3 separate regions of the Homo sapiens genome follow, and all the other regions are linked to region 3. The links are chromatin loops, found by intact Hi-C in ENCODE. Cell type or tissue: B cell. All regions are shown on one strand. Region 1 has its middle 130 kb from the start of LINC02059. Region 2 has its middle 130 kb from the start of MIR4280. Region 3 overlaps CCNH (cyclin H).

Evidence for each region. Hi-C counts contacts between places; a loop is a spot of excess contacts. Peaks named below come from ENCODE experiments on the same cell type or tissue, not always from the same donor. Only the 100,000 strongest peaks of a DNase experiment are listed, where the experiment ranks them.
Region 1: it touches region 3 in a loop (32-fold over the local background); 18 of 110 quality-filtered maps call a loop at or near these places.
Region 2: a loop joins it to region 3, with 21 times the contacts of the local background. A loop is called at or near these places in 14 of 110 quality-filtered maps.

The regions. Positions count from the first base shown.
Region 1 is chr5:86,877,291-86,885,290 of GRCh38, reverse strand. It overlaps the pseudogene RPL10AP9. Among named protein-coding and RNA genes, the nearest start is that of LINC02059, 130 kb to the right of the region's middle. RefSeq lists enhancers at 6,610-7,144, 7,137-7,306. In B cell, CTCF peaks have their summits at 4,102 and 4,305; a DNase peak (open chromatin) is centred at 4,300.
Region 2 is chr5:86,983,082-86,991,081 of GRCh38, reverse strand. No RefSeq gene overlaps it. Among named protein-coding and RNA genes, the nearest start is that of MIR4280, 130 kb to the left of the region's middle. In B cell, CTCF peaks have their summits at 3,788 and 3,988; no DNase peak of the experiment used is centred here.
Region 3 is chr5:87,396,128-87,404,127 of GRCh38, reverse strand. CCNH (cyclin H) reads left to right here. Exons shown (of 9, transcript NM_001239.4): 6 at 2,356-2,426; 7 at 4,623-4,734. Among named protein-coding and RNA genes, the nearest start is that of CCNH, 13 kb to the left of the region's middle. In B cell, CTCF peaks have their summits at 3,453 and 3,653 (motif pointing right); a DNase peak (open chromatin) is centred at 3,597; H3K27ac peaks cover 1,382 bases.

The sequences.
Region 1 (8,000 bases), 520 kb after region 3:
CATGCTGGTACCTCTTTAATCTTAAGGGCTTCCTCCTGAATTTTCTCACTCAGAGATCTGAAATCCTATCTAAATAACTTCAATTCTGGTCTTTATCCCTTCTTTCATCAAAACTTAGCTGTCCTCAGTCAATACCCTCAGGATATTGCTGTGTAGCAGGTGGTCTAATCTGCTAAAAGTGTAAATGGATTTAAACACCTTTCAAACCACATCATTTTTCCCATAGGCTTGTGTGTACCTTAACTACCCTAGAGATTATATCTCTCTGTTACAGATGTCCAGACTGAATGAAAATTTTACTTCCCATCTCCTTTCTCACTCTGGGCCCTTTCCATATTGTTTTCTTTATACAAAATAAAATGTTAAAGAAAAGGCAGACTCTTTTCCGGTTAGCGCGGCGGCAGAAGCCATGAGCAGCAAAGTCTCTCGCGACACCCAGTGGGAGGCAGTGCGGAAAGTCCTGCACAGGAACCAGCGCTAGCGCCACAAATTCCAGGAGACGGTGTAGGTGCAGATCAGCTTGAAGAAGTATGACCCACAGAAGGACAAGTGCTCCTCGGGCACCATCAGGCTTAAGTCCACTCCCCGCCCCAAGTTCTCTGTGTGTGTTCTGGCGGACCAGTAGCACTGCGACGAGGCCAAGGCCATGGATATCCCCCACATGGACACTGAGGCGCTGAAAAAACTCAACAAGAATAAAAAACTGGTCAAGAAGCTGGCCAAGAAGTATGATGCGTTTTTGGCCTCAGAGTCTCTGATCAAGCAGATTCCACGAATCCTCGGCCCAGATCTAAATAAGGCAGGAAAGTTCCCTTCCCTGCTCACACACAACGAAAACATGGTGGCCAAAGTGGATGAGGTGAAGTTCACAATCAAGTTCCAAATGAAGAAGGTGTTATATCTGGCTGTAGCTGTTGGTCACGTGAAGATGACAGACGATGAGCTTGTGGATAACATTCACCTGGCTGTCAGCTTCTTGTTGTCATTGCTCAAGAAATACTGGCAGAATGTCCGGCCTTATATATCAAGAGCACCATGGGCAAGCCCCAGCGCCTATATTTGAATAAACTCTATTACCAGTAAAAAAAAAAAAAGAAAGAAAGAAAAGGCAGAGTGGGAATTTGCACATAGATTATATTGGTTGGAAAGTATTATGCAACCATTTCTTGAGAATTTTTTCTCTCCTTGATTAGGTGGTAAACTCCTGGAAGTAGTGTCTACTGTTTTTGTTACTGTCATTATTATTAATCTTGTTCAACTTTTATGAATCAAAATAATTTTACCAAAAATTAAATTTTGAAAAATTTAATTTCTTGCTATTAAATTCATTTATGTTTTCATTCCACACATATTTATATTCATATATTTACATATTTACTTATATAATTATAATTCATGTTTTTAAATTATTGTGAATGTTTCACTATAATATTATTTTAGATACATGTGGGCATATTGTTAGGTAATGCACGTATCAGTGGGAATTGATCTAAAGTTTATTTTGCATATTCAGGACTTTCAATGACATGCACATAACTAGTGTTCAGTTAAAATGTTTTATTGAATAAATGTTATTCCAGTAGGCTGAACTATATATGCAGGTTAACTGGCCTTTTACTCATTTCTAGCATATTTATTGTTTGTATGTACTGGCTGGAGTTTATCTGTTGGATATAGATGGGGAGTTACTGAGTTGTGGGAAAACCAGAAAACAAGGCAGGAATAATTAGAAGAGTACTGATGTGCACCAGAAAATGTTAATCAGGCCGGGCATGGTGGCTCACACCTACAATCCCAGTACTGTGGGAGGCCAAGGCAGGAAGATGGCTTGAGCCCAGGAATTCGAGACTAACTTGGGGAACATAGTGAGACTCTGTCTCAATAAAAAATAAACAAGAAAATGTTTAATCAGATTACTACTGTGTTTGCAGAGCGTATACATTTTCAAACAATGGTTTTGAAAAGACTGCTCTGATATATAAAGTTGGGAAGTGCTGCTCAGATATATAAGATTTCCCAATTAATTCCTTTTCCTCTATCTTTTCGATAATTTTTTAATAAAACTATCCTCACGATAAAAATTATGATGAATAATTGTTTTGATTCTCTGTAGGGGCACTATGAATACATTAGAACAATAAGCATAAACTATGAGAGGCTGGTGGTAAACAGAGGCAAATGGTGACCCTCCAAGATATCTTGTAGACATTTTACCTGCATCTACACAGAGAAGGCAACCATTATCAACCTTATATAAAGTAGGGGAAATATGTCTGCCCTCATAACATTTGTGCTTCAACTGGCTAGATATTAATATGTCTTTGAGTGTGTAAATGTCCAACCCTGGTAAGTACATATATTAAAATGCCCTGAAGAACTTTGCAGAATCCTGAGTCAACAACTGGACAGACGTAAGACAGTGGTTAAGAGAATGGGCCTTGGTATGAGACTTAGATTTGAACACTAGTTTCTCCTTTTACAGTTATGTGATTTTGGCCTATTAAACTCTCTGAACATCAGTTTTCTCATCTAAAAAATGGGGATGATAATAATGGTACTTGACTCACAGAGTTGGCCTGCTGATTAAATGAAATAAGGCAGTAAAGGAACTTAGTAGAGTATCTTATGGTGTGTAATGGGTGGTCAAACATGTTAATGTTGGGAGAGGCAGTTGTCATGGGCCACGAGACTCCCTGTCTTTTCCTGCAGGATGTATTCAAAGTGCAAGACCCTGACTATTTTTTATCTGGACCATTTCTCAGGGTTTCTATTAGATACCCTTGAGGGAGAAGTAAGCTCTCCCCTTCAGGACAAAGAGCAGGATTGCTTACTGCTTGCTCTAAAATGCAAGGTGTTCCTCAGCTACAATGCAAACCCAGCTTATATATGTAGCATTCATGTGGACCCTCTTCCTCACCACCCTAACCCTGGGGGCAAGAGGAACTAAAGCAAACATGCGGATGCTCATGCTACTTACTGAACTGTGAGTAATAAATTCTTTTGCCTCTGACCCATTAATCTTGTGTCTCCTGCCAGTATCCTTGAAACAGTAATAGACTAACTTATTAGTTTGTAAGGAGGGTAAAATAAAATTCTAGACCCAGTAGTTTTAGAGATAAGGATAGAATATTGAAAGAGATTGGCTTTCTGGCAGAGGAAGGATAAGAATCCTAAAAGTTGGGTTCAGAGGAGGACTCCTGGGACTGGTAGTGAATGTACTCACTCCAAGATGTAGGGAAGGATGGAGGAGGCAGAGTAAGGGCCTTTCCTTGTCCTAACTGTTAATGAGCCTAGGCAGTGAGAGATAAGGTTGAAACAAGCTGCCCAAAAGGTATATTGGTTATTGTTTACTGTCCTCCAGGGAAGAGGACAAAAGATTGCTACCATGACAATGAAGCAATAAGCCCTGAGGCCCCAACTGAAAGGCAATGTGGCTGTGGTTGTGGAGCCTAGGAATCCAAAAAGTTGAAATAAATGGTGTCAGCAATGATGACCTTGCTATTTGACGCAGACCTTTGGTTGGGCTAAAAATATTGGAAATTTGTTTTTCTGAGCTGCAAATGAGTGGCTGCTGGAAACCTAAAATAAGTGCAAAACTGTTTCTAATGGTGCAGAGCCAGCTGCTGTAGCATATCTTATCCCTGCTGCAGCCCAACTTGGCTGCCAAGGAAGACAGAGCACTAAGTGCAGGGTGACCAAAGGACATGAGGGCTGTTAGGTGGGAGCCACAGTGGGCTGTGCAGGTGCAAGAAGGGGTCCCTAGTCCCAGACACTCAGATGCTGGGAGGTACACAGGGAAGGAAGCATAACTGTGCTTAGGCGCTAATTCTGGAGAGATCAAGGGCAAAGAAAAAGCCTCCTTATCTTCCCTGTTTCCTGTGAGACACTCTCTGCTGCCACACTGCACGCCATGCATTCCTTGCTGGGAGACAATGTAGTCTCCTGGCAGTTGTTGCTATAGCCCTAACTCACATACTTGTTAACTTCTTGGTCTATGTTTCCTTAGGGGAAAATGGTGCTCAAATTCAACCCATGGGAGTTTTGATGGGACTTATCTTTGTTAGTGACATTGTGGGTGGGGCCCAGTGGGCTAATTCAATGTAGTGATTTTTGTGTTCCCACATCTGAATTTAAAATGGAATGGTGTAGTAGATGCCTGCACTTCTCCATCCCCTAAGTGCCAGAAGGCACTCTCTTGCTCAGGGACTGCTGCACCTACTGTCTCCTGCAGGGTGCTCTAGCAGAAAACAATCCTCACAATTATAGACTTGAAAGACTATGGGAAGACTCAGGCTATTTCCCAGTGAAACAGCACCACCTGCCTGATACAGGCACCAAGTACATCCCTTTTGAAATGCAGCTACTGGCCTGTGCAAACACTAGGCTCTTGAAATGGAATGCCTTACTCACAGGGACCCCGTGTGGCTTTTCTGCTTAGTATCTCTCACCCAAAACAGGAGTGGGTTAACTTGAACTCATGACTAACAAGATAGGTGGGAACCCACAGGCCTCACTAAATGGAAATGGCATATTCATTAGTGCAGCTAGCCTGGCCCGAGTGTCATCTCAGTTTTACATTAAAATGGAATTAAAGTAGCTGGAACAATGGGATCCTAGATTCAAAGAGGCTTCACTAAATGATTGGGCCTGGTGCACTGATAATTCAGCTTTAGCTGGACACCTGATGGTGTCCACTGAGCTGCTGCCACTCACTGTTCAGCGTCAAGGTCAGCTATGTGAAACCAAAAGCAGACACAGTCAATCCTCTTGGTAAGCAAACTTAGGGCAGTCCTCATAGCCTTGGTCAATCCCCCTTTGTTCAGCTTTGCTACATTTCTGTTGACTCCTGGGTCGTTATTAGTGTCAGAGCCATCTGGTCTGTCACTTCGAAGATCTCAGACAGGGAGATTAAAGACACTCCTCTTTAGAGCCAAGTAGCTGATAAACCCTGTGCCACCCAGGTCATCATGACAGCAGACATGACAACACAGCCACCATCATGGACTGGGCACATAGTAAAGAATTCTATGTTTCTGATGCAGAAGCTACCAATGTATATTAGACTTTTGATTTCTGTGAAAGTTAACTCATTTGTTTTGCAGAAAAAAAGAAAAAAGCCACATGATGCGCTGGCCCTGTTTACTCCTGAAAAATTGCATGCATTGACCCTTGACTCTCTCTTGGAGCTACTGTTGGTGTCTTACCACTGTTAAAACTTTTTAAGGTTTTCATGTTACTGTCTCATCTCTGGCAACATTGCTGTAGGCTTTGAAATTAAACTGTGTCACGTTTTCTGCTTTCCAGCCCACCTGGAGTTGAAAAATAGTATGCCCTTAGTACAAAAGGTTAGTCTAAAATGGGCTATTTATTTTTTTTTTAAGACGGAGTCTCACTCTGTTGCCCAGGCTGGAGTGTAGTGGCACAATCTCAGCACACTGCAACCTCCACTTCCTGGGTTTAAGAGATTGTCCTGCCTCACCTCCCGAGTAGCTGGGACAACAGGCACCTGCCACCATGCCCGGCTAATATTTATATTTTTAGTAAAGAGAGAGTTTCACCATATTGGCCAGGCTCGTCTCAAACTCCTGACCTTATGATCTGCCCCTCTCGGCCTCCCAACATGCTGGAATTACAGGGATGAGCCACCACGCCTGGCCTCAAAATGGGCTAATTATTAAGGGCCATTTATCTGATGGACATTCCACATTCTACACCATCTACAGGCATCTGGTATTGTTGAGCACTAGAAAGACTTCTTCAAAAATCAGTTCAAAGATATTTCTGACTCCCCCTCATCACATCCTCCTACTTGACACATCTTAGTAAGGCAGTTTGGTCACTGAATGCTGCTGTCCTTAGAAAATGTTCATCTCTTTTTGGCTGTGTTCAGGGTAATGTTTTGGAAAAAGACAGTAAGAATTATCTAGACCTATTTTGAAAATTCAGGACTCCTCCTGACTACTCCTGGGCATGCTGCTGCTTTTTTTCCTCTAACTGCAAGCAAATCTGCTATGTGTGCACTCTCCATCTGGCTCTCTGCATTACCCCCCATAGGAAGTAGAGCAAAACCAACATATCATGCTGATGCTCATCAACTTGCTGTGCTGTGAATACTAAAATTATTTGTTTTTGAGCCAGGAGTCTTGTGTCTTCTACCAGAATCTATGAAACAGTAACAAATTAATTTATTAGCATGTAAGGGGGGTAAAAATCAAATCCCAGACATCACAGTTACTGATAATAAATTACAAATTTCTATTCTTAGATCACAGGTCTGAAATATAGGTGGCTGAAGCCTTCGCAGTACCATACCAAAAGTAGACTTAAAGTAGACATGTGTCTAAACCTTACTCTCAATAAGAAGTAAAATCAGTGAAAACTGCTTTTATTTTGTCATCCTACTTTTTTTTTAAGCCAATGATTGGGTGCTATGTACATTAAAGAGAATCTCCTATGAAGGTCAGCTCTTAAATTACAAATTTTATGAATGTGAAAGTGAGATGTTGAAGTTCGGGAAAGCTCTTCTGTTATTATCTACTCAAAATTTGTGAAGAAGAATTCTGCCAAGAAGTAGATTCACAATTGAAGATGCTTAAATTAAGACATGGAGAGATGATCATAAGAGAATGAGTATTTAGTAATACCTGGGATTTTGACTAAGCATATATTTTCATAAGAATTCTGCTTTTCAAAAAGAATTTATCTTCTTACAGCTAAGATTGCACAATTACATATGTGCCTTTGAAAGAAAATAAACACTAGACCACTTAAGGTCTTGAAAAATGTCTGAAGTGCTTCCTCATTGCTGTTTAAGCTGTGCAGTCTCACTGTCCTGCTGTTTACCACCCACTGGCCAATCAATTACAGTCAATCAGCAAAGAATAGCAACAGTTACCAACAAGAGAGATGACATGCAGTTTAAACTGCTGACCCATGAGCTGTCCATGAAAGGCACAACCCTGAAGAAATACATATTTGATTCCTATTTGGATTCTGTGATTTATTGCCTTCATCACAAAACATCACATAAAGGGTGAGGTTCAATTAGAAAGAGACAAATTTTGTTTTCATTATTTTAAAAAAATATTAAGCCAAAAGTTATTTGATTCAGGAGCATGGTTCATCTCTATCTTTGCAATTTCTTGGGTATGTCCAAGCCAAGTGATGATAAAAGCTTGTTTGTTCTAGTGAAGAGTCAAAATCCTTCGTTCTGATTCTAGGTTAAGATCTTTGTTTTCTTATTGATTTTCCTCAACTCTCCCTGACATTAGTGAACTATGAACTTGGTTTGGCAACCTATAGGTGAGGTACAGAACAGAAAAGGGGACTTTTGAGCTCAGAATCCAGTAATCATTTTGACTTGCTAATGAATGATAGATTTAAACTTCCAGGTACACCCAATAAATTATATACATACATACATGCATCTATACATATATACAGACATACACACACAGTTTTACTCACCTATTGTTTGATGAGTTTTTATTTGTACTTAAGTATTAGATTTTTATATTCTTATATAAATTTTAAACTTCTAAATTTACATAGTTTAGGGTCACTTACCTTTATTGATTTCTTTCTTTTATGCCATATCTATTATTTGCAAACTACAACATAAAGCTTTATGGGAAATGAGGAAAGGAATAATATAATCATGTGATCCTAGGATTTCCCAGGATTTCCCAGGATTGTATTATCAGGAAAGGAAATAATACAAGAATACCATGCCAGGTTAATGTCAGAGGTAAATATACTATAATAAAGATGAAGCAGCATTGTTGTCTGGGGTAAATACCCGAGGTTCATTGTCCCACACCAGGGAAATCGGGGACGCAGACACAAGAAGTAAGTTTAAGAGCGGATGTTTAATAGGCAAAAGAAAAACAGAATAGCTTTCTCTCCTGCAGAGAGAGAGGAGCGCCTGAGTAGGTCTTCCGTTTTTGTGGTGAAATGCATGGGGTTTTATAGACAGCTTGAGGAGGCAGTGTCTGATTTAC
Region 2 (8,000 bases), 410 kb after region 3:
TGGGCATTATGGGGATTACAATTCAAGATGACATCTGGGTGGTGACACAAAGCCTAACCATTCACAGATATTTCTGGGACTTTACATACAGTATTTCAGGTTAACACAGCCTCAAAATCTTTCTTAGTCTCCTCAGTCCTTAGCAGTCTGTTCTAAATCAGAGATACTCAGACCTAGGTATGCAGCAGATTCACCTCCAGATAGTCTGATTTGGCAGGTGTAGGTTGAAGTCTCCGTGTCCCTGGTACATCTGATAGGAATCTGGTCATGGAACCACTGAACTAGACTGTCAAAGATAGCATTAGCATACCTCTATAGCAGTCTTGACAGCAGGAAAGTTAAGGATGGGAATTTAAAAGTTGGGCCATCTATGCTATAAGCTGAGTGAAAATGATTATTCAAGAAGTCGACAAAAAATTTTTCAAGTGAAACTATCCAGTTTCCCAGATAAAAACTATTTATGCTGAATACTGTTTTAATGAGTTTGATCTAATACGAACTATTAAATACATAAAACAAATCACCTTCAAAGCAATCCAAGTTTCAGGCTTATGCAAGTTTTTTTCTTTTTCCTTTTTTTTTGGGGGGGCAAGATGTATAAGATATGCTGTCCAAAGATAACTGTGCATTTTATTTTTATCATCATAACCTTCACTTAGATAACCATAACAAATAAGGGTTGCATAGGGTATGTATGGAACATAAGTGTGTATCTCTTTCTTGACACTCAGGAGTAAATGAAAAAATAAGTATATAAATAACAATTAAAATTTAAAAAACCCCCAAAACCTAAGTGTATATCCCTAAAAATGTCTAAGAATCAGTCAAGTTGATCAACTTGGAGCAGAATTCCATATCATTTAGGGGGTAATTTGAAAACTACTAACATCAAATTCCTTTAATATAGTATTAATAATTGATGACATTTTAGCTGGGTGCAGTGGCTCAAGCCTGTAATCCCAACACTTTGGGAGGCCAAGGCAGGTACATCACTTGAGCCCAGGAATTTAAGACTAGCCTGGCCAACATGGCAAAACCCTGTGTCTACAAGAAATTACAAAAATTAGCCAGGCTTGGTGGTACATACCTGTAATCCTAGCTACTTGGGAGGCCAAGGCAGGAGAACTGCTTGAATCCAGGAAGCAGAGGTCGCAGTGAACCAAGATCACACCACTGCACTCCAGCCTGGATGACAGAACAAGACTCTGCCTCAAATAATAATAATAATAATAATAATAGATGACATTTTATTTTATTCCTTTAGTAGAAGAGGAGTCTGTTTCTTTTTCTCCGTGTGTGTATAAATGAAATACATATTTATATATTTATGTAATCCATACATATATATATACATATATGGTTTGGGGGGAAACACAGAAGAAACATTTTCTGAATGAAATAATGTAGTATGAAGTCCTCAAAGAAACAGGCCATAGCTAAAAACCACTGAATTTATGAGAGGGGAAACAAATTCTAAGCTACTTTCAGCAGAGACTGAGAAATAACAGTATGAAGTAAATTTTCTACAGGAATCAATACTTGGGTCTTCTCCCTTTGTGAGACTATGTTTGTCATAACAGATGAAAGAGTGGAAATTTGTCTACATAATACATGATATTTTTCTTTTTTTAAACCATGTACTCTAATTATGAAGATGGAGGTGTCCTTTGACAGATTGTTTAATAAAGACAGTTTAATAACAGTTGAGCTATTCTGTATGCTTCTTAGAAATATTAACATGTTTAAATCAAGATCCCAATATAGATTTTGCTGCTGTGTGATCACTTTTTTATTATATTAGTTTTATCTAGGTTAACAGATAACAGGGTAGTATACTCTACAGTATCACCATGTTATTAAAAAGTATTTCTTCTAAGAAAATAATTACAGAAATCATTTGGGAACAGACTACCTTTTTGCTTTTATATTTTTATTTTTTAAATTTTTTAAATTTTATTATTATACTTTAAGTTTTAAGCTACATGTGCACAACGTGCAGGTTTGTTACATATGTATACATGTGCCATGCTGGTGTGCTGCATCCATTAACTCGTCATTTAGCATTAGGTATATCTCCTAATGCTATCCCTCTCCCCACCCCACAACAGTCCCCAGAGTGTGATGTTCCCCTTCCTGTGTCCATGTGTTCTCATTGTTCAATTCCCACCTATGAGTGAGAACATGCAGTGTTTGGTTTTTTCTCCTTGTGATAGTTTGCTGAGAATGATGGTTTCCAGTTTCATCCATGTCCCTACAAAGGATATTAACTCATCATTTTTTATGGCTGCATAGTATTCCATGGTGTATATGTGCCACATTTTCTTAATCCAGTCTATTGTTGTTGGACATTTAGGTTGGTTCCAAGTCTTTGCTATTGTGAATAGTGCCGCTATAAACATACGTGTGCATGTGTCTTTATAGCAGCATGATTTATAATCCTTTGGGTATATACCCAGTAATGGGATGGCTGGGTCAAATGGTATTTCTAGTTCTAGGTCCCTGAGGAATCACCACACTGACTTCCACAATGGTTGAACTAGTTTACAGTCCCACCAACAGTGTAAAAGTGTTCCTATTTCTCCACATCCTCTCCAGCACCTGTTGTTTCCTGACTTCTTAATGATCGCCATTCTAACTGGTGTGAGATGGTATCTCATTGTGGTTTTGATTTGCATTTCTCTGATGGCCAGTGATGATGAGCATTTTTTTCATGTGTTTTTTGGCTGCATAAATGTCTTCTTTTGAGAAGTGTCTGTTCATATCCTTCGCCCACTTTTTGATGGGGTTGTTTGTTTTTTTTCTTGTAAATTTGTTTGAGTTCATTGTAGATTCTGGATATTAGCCCTTTGTCAGATGAGTAGATTGCAAAAATTTTCTCCCATTCTGTAGGTTGCCTGTCCACTCTGATGGTAGTTTCTTTTGCTGTGCAGGAGCTCTTTAGTTTAATTAGATCCCATTTGTCAATTTTGGCTTTTATTGCCGTTGCTTTTGGTGTTTTAGACATGAAGTTCTTGCCCATGCCTATGTCCTGAATGGTATTGCCTAGGTTTTCTTCTAGGGTTTTTATGGTTTTAAGTCTTAGGTTTAAGTCTTTAATCCATCTTGACTTAATTTTTGTATAAGGTGTAAGGAAGGGATCCAGTTTCAGCTTTCTACATATGGCTATCCAGTTTTCCCAGCACCATTTATTAAATAGGGAATCCTTTCCCAGAGCCCTCAGAAATAATGCCAAATATCTACAACTATCTGATCATTGAGAAACCTGACAAAAAAAAAGCTTTTTGCTTTTTAATAAACTAACTTGAGGAACTCTTGAGGTATTGGCAAGTCAGGAATTGTCCAAGTCAGGAAGTTATAACTTTAATGTTTTTAAAGAAGGACAAACTAAGGAAGCCCCCCAACCCCAAGAGTCTATGAAGTGGGGAGGGAGAGAGCAAGAGAGAGAGAGCTAGAAGGAGAGAGAAAGAGAGAGATTTAGAGAGAGAGAGAGAGAGAGCAAGAAGACTCACTCGAAGAAGGCGCTCAGGATGGACAGTGGCTTGGGACTAAGGAATATGAGTTCAAATGCTGTTTCTGCTGTAAACCAGTGAGGAATGACAACATCCTATCACTTTGGGTTTCAGCATCCTTATCAAGAAAAAGAGATCGTTAATCTTTAAAGTTTCCTCCTCATTTAGAATCTACTTTTGTAAGGTTGTATAAAAATAAGATGTAAGATTTTTTTACTTTGGTCTCTGAGGAAAGAGATAATAAGTTATTGTACGATTAATTACCTTTTTGGGCTTGCTAGTTTTGGGAATTCTTTTGCCAAGATTGCAAAAATTCAAGACTAGTGAAGATCTCTGTGTCCTTAATACATAAAATGGCAGAAGCTCATGAAATTTAATAAGATACTTGTGACTCTGCGGTAGAAGAACTGAAATCGTTTTTAGTTGACCAGCGCATGTGTTTTTCAGACTAGTGAAGATTAAAAAGTATGTTTATTAACTTTTAGGTTATTTCTAGGGAATTTTAAGTGTCAGATTGGCACCATCTATAGATATTAAAGGTGAAGTGCACCTATGATTGTTTCATATTCTGATAATCCCTCCCTCTGTTTTATTTAAGCTCAGTAACTTCATTTTCAGTTAATCAGCAGATATACTCAACTGTTCATTTGAGTCACAGCTAGCATTTGTCTGCTTGGGCTACAAACTATTCAGGAAGATATTATTCTTCCTTTTGTCAATTTATATTCTAGACACATAGTATCTATGCTTTTAGTCTACTTAGAATTTCTACAACTTCTATAAATATTTAAGCTTCAATTTTAATGATGAGTGGTAAAAGCTCCACCAAGGATATTTTAAGAGTTTTACATGAGGAATTGTTTTTTTCTTAGTAAATTTTTGAATTTTTCAATGCTAAAATATTACATGGATATCATGAGGCACAAAATAAAAAATTATTAGTTTAAAAGAGTGACCTTATTAATGTATAGGAAAAGATATATTGTTAAATCTTTGTTTTGTGGGGTTATGTTTCTTAGTAATCTAATTTTTCCAGGTATAATTATTGAATTAATTGTAATGCATAACAAAGAGCATATTTGTCAAAACGTTTTGATGAAAGTGGAAAATGCTGAGTACCGTGGCACACACCTGTGGTCCCAGCTATTCGAGAGGCTGAGGCTGGAGGAACCCCTGAGCCCAGGACTTTGAGGCAGCCTGGGGAACACAGTGAGACCTCATCTCTAAAAGTGAATAGAATAACGACAACTTGCTGTAAATTGAATTTGAGGAAACAAATGGACGACTTTCAGAAACAAAAGCAAAGTTCCTGGACCCATTCTTCTTGCTCTTTTATTTACTAGCCCTTGCTTTTATTATTTTGCCTGGTTTAAATAGTTACTTTGGAAGAAAAGCAATGAATCATATAATAGCTTTATAAATAAATATTTGTTTCTGATACCGTTTTAGGTTCTGTTTGCTAGTAAACCCTCAAATGTTTTGGGTTTTTTCTCCTAAATAGACACTTCAGTATTCATGAACTATGAGAAACTCACATCCATATAAATGGCCTAAATTTTTTTGGATGCTTCCAAAATAACAAAAAATATAGAAAAGCTTTTCATTGATTTCTATAGTAATTATATTATATTAAATACATTGAGCCAGTCAGAAGAAGCCTGGCATCTGAGGCATTCTGATTAACTACATTTTTCTGTTTAGCTGAATTTGTGTCTCCAACTCTTTCTGGCTCCTACTCTCACAAAAAGTAAAACATATTAATTTTTAGTAAGCACTCTATATTAGATGTTGAAGTAGGGATAGATATTTAGACTAAATATATACTAATTCTCAGATGTGTTCCATTTATTTTTATAAATTCATGATCCTAAAATATGAGCTTATTTTGTTAGGCTCTGCTTGTCTTTTCTCGAAGTAACAGGTTCACTATTTTCATTGTTAAAATTTTAAATTAAGTCTTACAGATACTTTCATCAATAATAAAAGTGATTTGCAAGTATACTATCAATTGTTTTGCATTTATAATGGGGATTTTTAAAACATAAAAGGTTTTTGAAAGTGTGTATTCTTTTAAATATGATGTTCTATAATTTTATTTGAACTACTCACTTACCAAGTGGTCTCTTTAAAATGTGAAACCAACTTTAAAACTTTAAAATATTAAATCTTGGAAAATTTACTTATAGGCCTAGTTATAGTAAGTTCTAAGTTCTGTTGAAATTATTACAAATGATAAATTTCAGTATTTTATAAAAATCAGGCCTTACTATTCTGTTCTTAGTAACCTATTTATATAGAATCATGTACATAATATTCCACTTCTTTTGAATTCTGATGGCAAACAAGCCAATAAATTGTCTTTTAAAATATAGTGTCTCTACTCGAATGAGAGATTTCCAGCATTCTTCTAAAAGGCACAGTTCTATTAGCTGAAGTCCACGTAGGTTTCTGTGGAGGTGAGAAGGAAGGCTGGAAGTGAGTTTGACAGGCTTGTGTTTGCAAAGGTCTAGATCAATGCTTTTTGGAACTAGGTAAAGGCTGTCCCCCAGGAGGCAGGTTAAGCACATCAGGATGTGAGCTCTCTTTCCTTTCCTCTTCTCTGCTCTCTGTCATCACACATTATCTACATTTTTTCTTTCTGTACACTCATTTATTGACTAATAATATATTTTGCTGGATAATATGGTATTTTCTGGAAATGGATATCAGGTTCAGACCAACTGGCAATATCCTCTAAAAATCTCCTAGATGGAGATTTCTTATTAGATTGTCCTCATTTAGCACTACTTTTATATATTTGTTTTGCACCAGGAAAAATGAGAAAAATAATTCAATAAGAAAACATTTTATTGAGTCATCTAGTGGAGAATTGGATTTCAAACACTTGTTTTAAATGATAAAACTAACTTTAAAACATTATCATTAAAAAGAGTACTTATAGCTTCACCATAGTAACTATTTGTTTTTGCTTAATCCCTCCAAAATTTATTCATATATTCCTCTGAATTGGCATTATTATCATTATCTTGTATATGCCATTTTGTTGCAATTTTTTGATGAATAACATTTAAAATTAATTAAGACTTTCTGCAATATCAATTTTTTTCACGGTCTAAAAAAGCTGGTACTAACTGATCAATTATTGCATTTAAAATCCTGAGCTAACCTTATCACATTTATTTTCTCATTTGTACAACATAGGTGAGTGATGATTCTTATTATGCCATTAACTGAGGATTGCAATAAGTAAGTAATTCATCTGATATCACATAGGTAGCAAGTGATGGGTTGAGGATTTATAAGCAGATAGTTTAACCTAAGAACTTATGCCTTTAATCAATATGCTTTGCCACTTCTCACAAATAAAAATGCATGCTAAAGTAACAAGGACTGGATAATGTGAAGAAATACAGTACTGCAAAATTTATGTTAGAGATTTAAATCAGTAGTTTTTTTAACCTGATTACGCTCTGTGATTCTGTGATTCTCCCTCCACCCCACTTCAAGCTAAGAAATTGCTTTGGGGATGTGGTTTAGTATTCCAGAGCTCTTAGAAGAAATATTCGTGTCTCTGGGTTTGAGAAAACACCAGAAAAAAGTCAACCAGATTTAGTTCTACATAAGGCCAGGAATCCAGGACAGATATAGGGAATATTTGTGGGTGAATCTTCAAAACATGCTTAAGTCCATCAAGCTAAATAAATCTACCATATGGTAAGCCAGATTTATAAAAGAAACTAGTGAAAACTGTGGGTGTTATGAAAATAGGAAGGGATTTTATTTTAATAGCAAAAATAACCTATAAGAAAAAAACAGAAAATTATTTCAAAACACATCTTTGGAAGACTTCTTTGGCCCTTAGAAAAAAGGCAGCTTTCATTTTGAAAGAAATTATTTCCCAAGTCAAAAATGTTTTTATTTTTTCCTAGAGCTTTTTTTCTCCCAAACTTTTAAACAGAGAGGCAGCTCAGTTTCTAGTATATGGTAATAAATACGTCAAACTAGGGCTATGTAACAAAACAGGTAAGTAAAATAGGATTTATCACCTGGGCATTTCACAAACAGAAAGCAGCCTTAGTTTAAAAAAACAAAAACAAAACTTAGAAAGGGTTCTGAGTACCAATATTTTGACTAAGTTGACTGAAATGGTAGTCTACCTCACCCCAAGCAGAAATCTATAATTAGAAGTGTCTGAGGTTGTATGAAGATCCTAAAACAGTTGCTTTAGAGTGATTGAATCCACAGTCTGAAATAAGAATGTATGTATTTTTTATGCCATTTCCACAAGTGAAATTGTGTACAATAAAGCCTTCCCTTGTGTTTGGGCCCTATAGATCTTTGGTTAATCAAAAGCTTTTTTAAAATCAGGATTACCTTACACACTTTTTTAACTTAAAGCATACACATATGTTTGCATTAGCCAATCCTTAGCTGTAAACTGAAGCCCTTTTCTGTGAGTGTATGTCCACTGTTTGGAGTTCTGCCTCTTCT
Region 3 (8,000 bases):
TAAGACATGAATACTTATTAATAAGAATTTCGCAACACATCTGCATCTAGGATAAGGGATTGTAGGTTTATATTTTATTTATGATATGCCTGTTCTCTGCAAACGCAGCTCACCAACTGTATATAAATGTATACGTTTAATCCCAAAGTGATTTATATCTCCACTTATTTACTAAGCAAACATTTATTAGATACCTTCTATGTACTACTATGCACTGTACTACACTTTAGGAGTATGAATAAGATAAATCTCTGTGTTAGGAAAGATAGTCATGTAAATTACTGATGTATATGGAGTTAAGATGTGGACTTCCATTAATTTTGTGGGGGTTGGGTGGTTATTTTTTTTGAGACAGCATCTCACTCTCACCCAGGCTGGAATGCAGTGGCACAGTCAAAGCTCATTGCAGCCTCAACCTCCCAGCCTCAAGCGATCCTCCTACTTCAGCTTGCTGAGTAGCTGGAACCACAGGCACACACCGCCACACCTTGGCTAATCTTTTTGTTTTTTTTGTAGAGTTGGGGTTTCCCTATGCTGCCTAGGCTCATCTCAGTCACTCCTAGACTCGAGTAGTCTCCTGCCTAGGCCTCCCAAAGTGCTGGGGTGACAGGTGCACACCACCATACCTGGCCTGCAGACTTCATTCTGTAAGGGAACAAAAGTCCTCTTTTCCACAATTCAAATAACCAAAAGTTTGATTAATCTTGAAGCATTGTATATAGTGCATCTATAAATTCTTCAGTGAAGGTCCAAATGAATTTATTTCATCTTAGAAGTTTAGTTCATTATAATTCCAGGAAGGCAAAATTGAAATTGCCATACCTTTGGCTCCTTGCAAATTTAATAGGCTTTCGTAACATTCCCAGAGACTAGACATTGGGCCTTTTTTTTTTTTTTTTCCTTTAGGGAAATGCTTTCCAAACGTTTTTAACTTACAGCTGATTTACAGGCAAATTTTTGGGATATGTGGAAATGAGCTTTACATTTATTGCTGATTTCAAAAGGGAAAGCCCCTGTGCTGTTGTCATAGTCTGGATAATGCCTCAGATTATTAATCATAGGATTATTACCGTTATTTCTGGATTTTCTTCTCTTTCTTGCAGATTTAGAGCTTTATTTTTCATCTGCTACTTTAGGTATTCTTATTGCCTGTGGATTTTATTAAAACACCACAATATTATAAGTTCAAATTCAAAATTGAGGTTAAGAGTTGCTAACTTCACAGAGATAATGAGTCTAGTCAGCCAACTCTTAGCACCAAACCTATGACCCTTATGCTTAAGAAATCAAAAGGAAATGAAGAGTAAAAATAAAGGAAGATGACAAAAATGGGAGGAATTTTAGGTAGGAGAGGGAAAGGAAAAAACTAGTTATTTTGAATTACTGGTAGCCAGAAATGGATTAGTTGTCAGGAGATTTCCTGATTTTCAGATCCAAAATTTATTCCCACAGTAGATGATGATGATGTAATATCAAACAGTTACCAAACTTTATAATAAAATTTAAATAAATCTGGATAAAGACAGCAACAAGAGTTCTTAAAGCATTGCTTTCTATTTTTCTAACTATTACCCCCAAGAGAAAAATAAGTTTTTTGCATTTGTGTTTGAAAAACTATTTAACATTTTGAGAATCTGTTCATTTCGCCTTTTATCAATCATAGGTCAAGTTCAGGTATGTAAAACTTCAGAGTAACTGAAATTTTAATATAGAAATTATATTTTCATACTGTCAGTGGCTCTGAGAAAAACAGGTAATTTGGGTTTTATATCACATTGATAAGTAAGTTTAACACCTTTGATTTGGACTTGATGCAAATAAGATGCAATAGATTTATAAAGCATTAGGTGGTAGTCTTGTTGGTTTGAATGTCTGTTACTCCACAGAAGTGCAACTATAGATAAAATGGCTTTCATATTAAGGGAATAGAGAATCCTTACTAGTGCCAGATTCCAGTTTTGCTGCTTCCTAGCTTTATTACTTTGGGCAAGTTACAAGATCATGACTTGTTCATCCCTGTAACTCAGATTCCTCATCTGTAAAATAAGGTTAGCCTTATTGGGCTTCTATATTAAAAGATATAAATGTTATAAGTACTGGCTATTACTGTTGCTTTCATACTATTTTCCCTCTGAAAGGTTGTACCTGAATGTCACTAAACTTAAAGGAACAATAAACATCTTTTAATGTAAGTGGTAATAAATCCTTAAAATATAGGAGTTACAGATTATACATTCATAAATTTAAAAATTTTTTAATTGCCTTTGATGAGGATGGAGGAAAATAATTTATGATGTCATGTTTTCTCAATGTGCTGTATGTTTTCAATAGATTTTTTTTTCTTTTCTTTACTAGTTATTTATCAGAGAGTCTGATGCTGAAAGAGAACAGAACTTGCCTGTCACAGTTACTAGATATAATGAAAAGTAAGTAAAAGAGAACACTTTACAAAATGTTTCTTCCAATACAAAGCTCCTTTCTAAATAAATCTCTTGGTGTTTAACTAGAAATATAACAGATTTTTGTTTAGATTTCTTTTCATTGAATTACTGTATTATGGAAGCATGAAAGACACATTGGTCTAGAACAAATAGAAGGTATATAGAAGGAAGTAGTGTTCATTTATATAGAACTTATGCAAAGAGTGAAAATAGAGTCAGATTTAGAAAGGATTTAGAGATTGACAACAGGATCCTTTTAAAGAATAAAGAAACATACTAGGCACTGAAAAAGATGTAATGGGAAATAACTTAAGGATAATGTTTAAATTTGGAACTTCTATTTTGTAGATAAATTATTTTTTTAAGAGAAAGGTAGAAGGAGATTTGACACACTCAGAGAAGGCACTGTTAAGACAGCAGAGAAAGAATTAAAGATGCTTGCCTTGAAAATTGGAGTGATGTGGCTGCAAGCCAAAGGAAGCTGGCAGCCATCGGAAGCTGGAACAGGCAAGGAATGGATTCATCCCTGGAGCCTCCAGAGAGAGTATGGCCCTTCTAGCACCTTAATTTTGGCACAGTGAAACATTTCAGACTTTTGGGCTCCAGAACTATGAGAGAATACACTTCCGTTGTTTTAAGCCACCACTTTTGTGATAATTTTAATAGCAATGTCAGGAAACTAATACAGCCCTGCGTAATCAAGACTTATCCAGCCCAAAAAGTCATTAGTGCTGGTGTTGAGAAACCCTGTCATTAGTGCCGGTGTTGAGAGTTGAGTAGAATCTCTACTTTACTTATTGGCTGGATTAGCCAGCATTCTCCATTCTTGACCGTGGCACACTTGGTCATGGCTGCTAAGCTACTCTTTGGGGTTAAAAGTCGATCATGTTTGTTTCCAAACCTTCTTGTGTAAATTGTTCTTGTTAATTAAATGTGTATTGTAATTAAATATTAAACCAGTAGAATATAAGATTGAAATCTTGATTTTCGATGACAGTAAATGGGCATACATTTTATATATTTTGTGTTTTAAAATTTAAGATGCTTCAGGGCATCTATGTATCATTTCCTGATTCTCTGCTCGAAGTGATCCTGAGGGCTTCCTTTGAGAATGATGGCTGTGATTTATGAATTATAAACTGTAGGTCTTTAGTTATACCACTAGGGGGTACACTTTAAAAGCTAATTGTGATTTGACTGTAGCTGTTAGGATCATAGAATTTAGTAGGTAAAGGTCTTATTCCACTGTACTCATTTCATAGCTTAGTTTTATTACTGATTTCTTCTCAATACCTTTATTTTGCTCCACTTGTTTTAAAATGAAATAAAAACAGCTCTTCATAAAACACTCAGAAGTTTAATGCTACTAAGATATTTGTAATTTTTGGAACATAGATACTGTCCTAAGGGTGTTGAGTTACAAGTATTAATTCAGTTAAAAATACTGCTTTGTTTGCATTATGAAATAGGTCAGTAGTGTAGTCATTTGGATCACATGGCTGGCTAATAGTAATAATAAGCCCATTGGATCTCTCATCATTCCCCTAATCTTGAAATTTGTATTCTTTGGTTTATTATAGTTGAATAACAAGATCAGCTAGAGGATGTTTTTGCAATTATAAAGTTACTGATACAGTAGTTTGCTTTTAACCTAAAGTGGACATTTTTGTATAGGGTTTGCGTTTTGTTAAAGCAAAGGATTATTAACAAATTTTTACTGAGCATCCTCCCTTTATTGCATGTTGTGTAATAACAGTTTCCTTTGAAAACAGGAAGTATATGCTTGGCCCACTGTCTATGGAATAGAATACTACGAAGATGGTTGGTGATAGAGAACAAAACATGTTCACTAAATCATTTAGGGATTTTTTTTTTAAGTCTTAAAACTGAACAAGAAGTGACCCCAGTAGGATTTGCCAAAAATTAATGCTAGATTATAGTGTGCTTTATGCTGTATATGATATGGGCTAAACAGCAGAGAGCCATAATTACTTGAACTAAACATACAGTGCTTATTGGATTTTAATGTAGAATGAAATGCAGAATGATGCAAATCCTGAGAATAACCATGTCATTTGAAGAGTGTTGTTTCCTATGACAAAATGGAAAAGTAACCAGCTCCCTTACTATGAGAAGGAGGTTTGCTTATTCAGTTTAAATTCTTTTTTTGTATCCACATAGGCATGAGAAACTTAGTAAAGAAGTATGAACCACCCAGATCTGAAGAAGTTGCTGTTCTGAAACAGAAGTTGGAGCGATGTCATTCTGCTGAGCTTGCACTTAACGTAATCACGTAAGTTAATGTGACAGTGTTAATCAATAGACATAACTGTTATCCAGTCCAGCTGGTTCGTAAATCATTTTATTGGTGTTTGCTCATTAGAGGAAAGCTGACTGATCCATAAAATCAGATTTTCTTTATTGAATGGACATTTCTAATGAGATTAAGGTAATAGTTCGGCATTCACTGTGCAGTTCTGATCCTGCTGTGACTCATATGTTCTTTGGCTTGCAGGCCCTGTCCTGTTCTGTTACTTCTCATGGGATTTCAGGGGTCAGGGTCTTCCTAAGGAATCCTTTTACCTTTTCCTGTCCTTTTAATCTTTTGTCTCTTTGAAGTTGTGATATCTGGTCTGAGGAACAAATATGCTCTTCCAGACTTCTGTTAGCTAGAGTAGAGAAAGTTGGCATACTTCTTTTTTTTTTTTTTCTTTGAGATGGAGTCTCGCTCTATTGCCCAGACTGGAGTGCAGTGGCGCGATCTCAGCTCACTGCAAGCTCTGCCTTCCAGGTTCAGGTCATTCTCCTGCCTCAGCCTCCTGAGTAGCTGGGACTACAGGCGCCCTCCACCACGCCCAGCTAATTTTTTGTATTTTTAGTAGAGACGGGGTTTCATCGTGTTAGCCAGGATGGTCTCAATCTCCTGACCTCATGATCCGCCCACCTTGGCCTCCCGGCATACTTCTTTCAGTGACAAACTTTATAGTGACCACAAAGCCAATAGGAAAAGAGGCCATGTAATTTCTTCTTGTGGCTAGCCATAAGAACACCTTTAATGTCTCTTAATTGATTTGTAAGCTGAATGTGAAAATCACCATAAAATTGGCAATTTGTGCTTTGCAAATTGAAAGATCCACTGAAACTTTCTTTTTTAGGTGTTTAAGCAGTTGGGAATTTGGACAGGTACTAGGATTAATGAAACTGCCATTTTCTATTTCCTGTGGGATGCATTTTGTTACTTAAAGTTATACCTTATTTGTTAAAATTTAATGGGAGTTATCTGTGGCATCTTATATTTAAGATGTATTTGAGGTATTATTTCTGTAATTGGTGAATATGTGCTGCTGGATAACTATGAAAAGCCAGAACAGCAATTCCAAGGCCTTTATGTCAAATACACATGACTCAAATTCCTTACCTATACAGTTGTAGTTGGGGAATATCTACGGACTTAGGAAGTGTGCAGAATATGAGGTTGTTTTATTATAGTTATAGGTATAACGACAAAGCATGTTTTAGCATAGAACTTGAAATTGGTGGATTTCATTCACTCCTCGGTTTCAGTGGTAACAGGAATTTTTCAGAGTGGTTACAGAGAAGTAATGTTGACTTTAATGAATAAAAGTATTGCAGCACTGATTATGTCCTTTTTGCATTGATTTTGAAATGGGATTAGACCAGGGGTTGGCAAACTGTTACCTACCAGGCATATCCAGCCCATTAGCGTTTTTAGAACACAGTTTCTTGGAATGTAGCACACCTATTCGTTTATATATCACCTATGGCTATTTTCATGATACAGCAGAAAAGTTAGGTAGTTGCAACAGAAACTGGTTATAGGGCCTGCAAGGCCGAAAATATTTACTGTCTCTTTAAAGAAAAAGTTTATCCACCCCTGGATTAGACCACTGAACTACTAATCCTACCCTTTCTAGCTAAGTAACTGAATGGACCATAATCCAAAATTCTTAACTGCCATAGCTTACATTGTATTCCAGATTGCCATCTGCCTTGTACTGGGCCAAATTCTGAATATCTATGAGTACTTGAGGGGTGCTTCTCAAACTGCGAAGGACTTTTTTAAAAAAAAATCACTAGATGTATACTTTTGTAAAATTCAATAAAAAATGAATTACTAGAAAAGTGAAGACAAAAACATAAGCTCAAGTTTTATTAGATTCAGCAGTCATAAAATTATTATATCAAATTGCTATTAAAAATTTCTAGGGCCGGGCACAGTGGCTCATGCCTGTAATCTCAGCAGTTTGGGAGGCTAAGGCGGGCGGATCACCTGAGGTCGGGAGTTCGAGACCAGCCTGGCCAACATGGCGAAACCCCGTCTCTACTAAAAATACAATAATCAGCTGGACGTGGTGGTGGGTGCCTGTAATCCCAGCTACTTGTAAGACTGAGGCAGGGAGAACTGCTTGAACCCTGGAGGGGTCACAGTGAGCCAAGATCACGCCATTGCACTCCAGCCTGGGCAACAGAGCAAGACTCTGTCTCAAAAAAAAAAACAAAAAAAAAATTATGAAACACAATTCCTGTACTTAACTCACTGCAAACTGGAAACTGTTCATGGACCAGCTCTGGTACTTGCTACCATGAGTAGTGCTACTTTAGGACTAAATATTTGTTTTCCTTGATCTTCAAAATTATTTTACCTTTAGTTTTCATGACACAAAAACTGTTTTGTCATTGTCAGTCAATACAAGTGAAACCAAAGTTCCCTTTGATCAAAACCCAAATCTGTCATGACCTCAGAAGTTACTTAGCAGTTGTTTACCTTTGCCAGCCTTTTCTCTGCACGTATATCCATATATTTATGAAATAAGCAGCGTTTTTTTCTTCTTTGCATTTTTCATACATATTGTACAATGGGTGATTATCAATGCTTAGCTTTTGCTAGTCTGGGTGAAAAAGTATCACATTGGTATTTTAATTTGCATTTTCTTGATTATGGGACATTGAACTTTCCATACTTAACAGTCACTTATATTTCATCTGTATTGCTTATTTATCCCCTTTGCCCAATTTTCTGGCTTTTTTGTTTGTTTGTTTGTTTTTGAGATGGAGTCTTGCTGTGTCACCCAGGCTTGAGTGCAGTGGCGTGATCTCACTGCAACCTCTGCCTCCCGGGTTCAAGCAGTTCTCCTGCCTCAGCCTTCCAAGTAGCTGGGACGACAGGTGCATGCCAACATGCCCAGCTAATTTTTTTTTGTATTTTTAGTAGAGACGGGATTTTACCGTGTTAGCCAAGGATGGTCTCAAGCTCCTGACGTCGTGATCCGCCCGCCTCAGCCTCCCAAAGTGCTGGGATTACAGGCGTGAGCCACTGCACCTGGCCACATTTTTGTGGTTTGTAGTGCTTTATAGATTCTATATACAGTCATCCTTCAGTATCCATGGGGGATTGGTTTCAGGACTTTCTGCTCATAACCACAATCCACAGATGCCCTAATACAAAATGGCGTATTTGCATATAACCTATACACATCCTCCCATATACTTTAAATCATCTCTAGATTACTTATAATACCTAAATACAATGTAAATGTT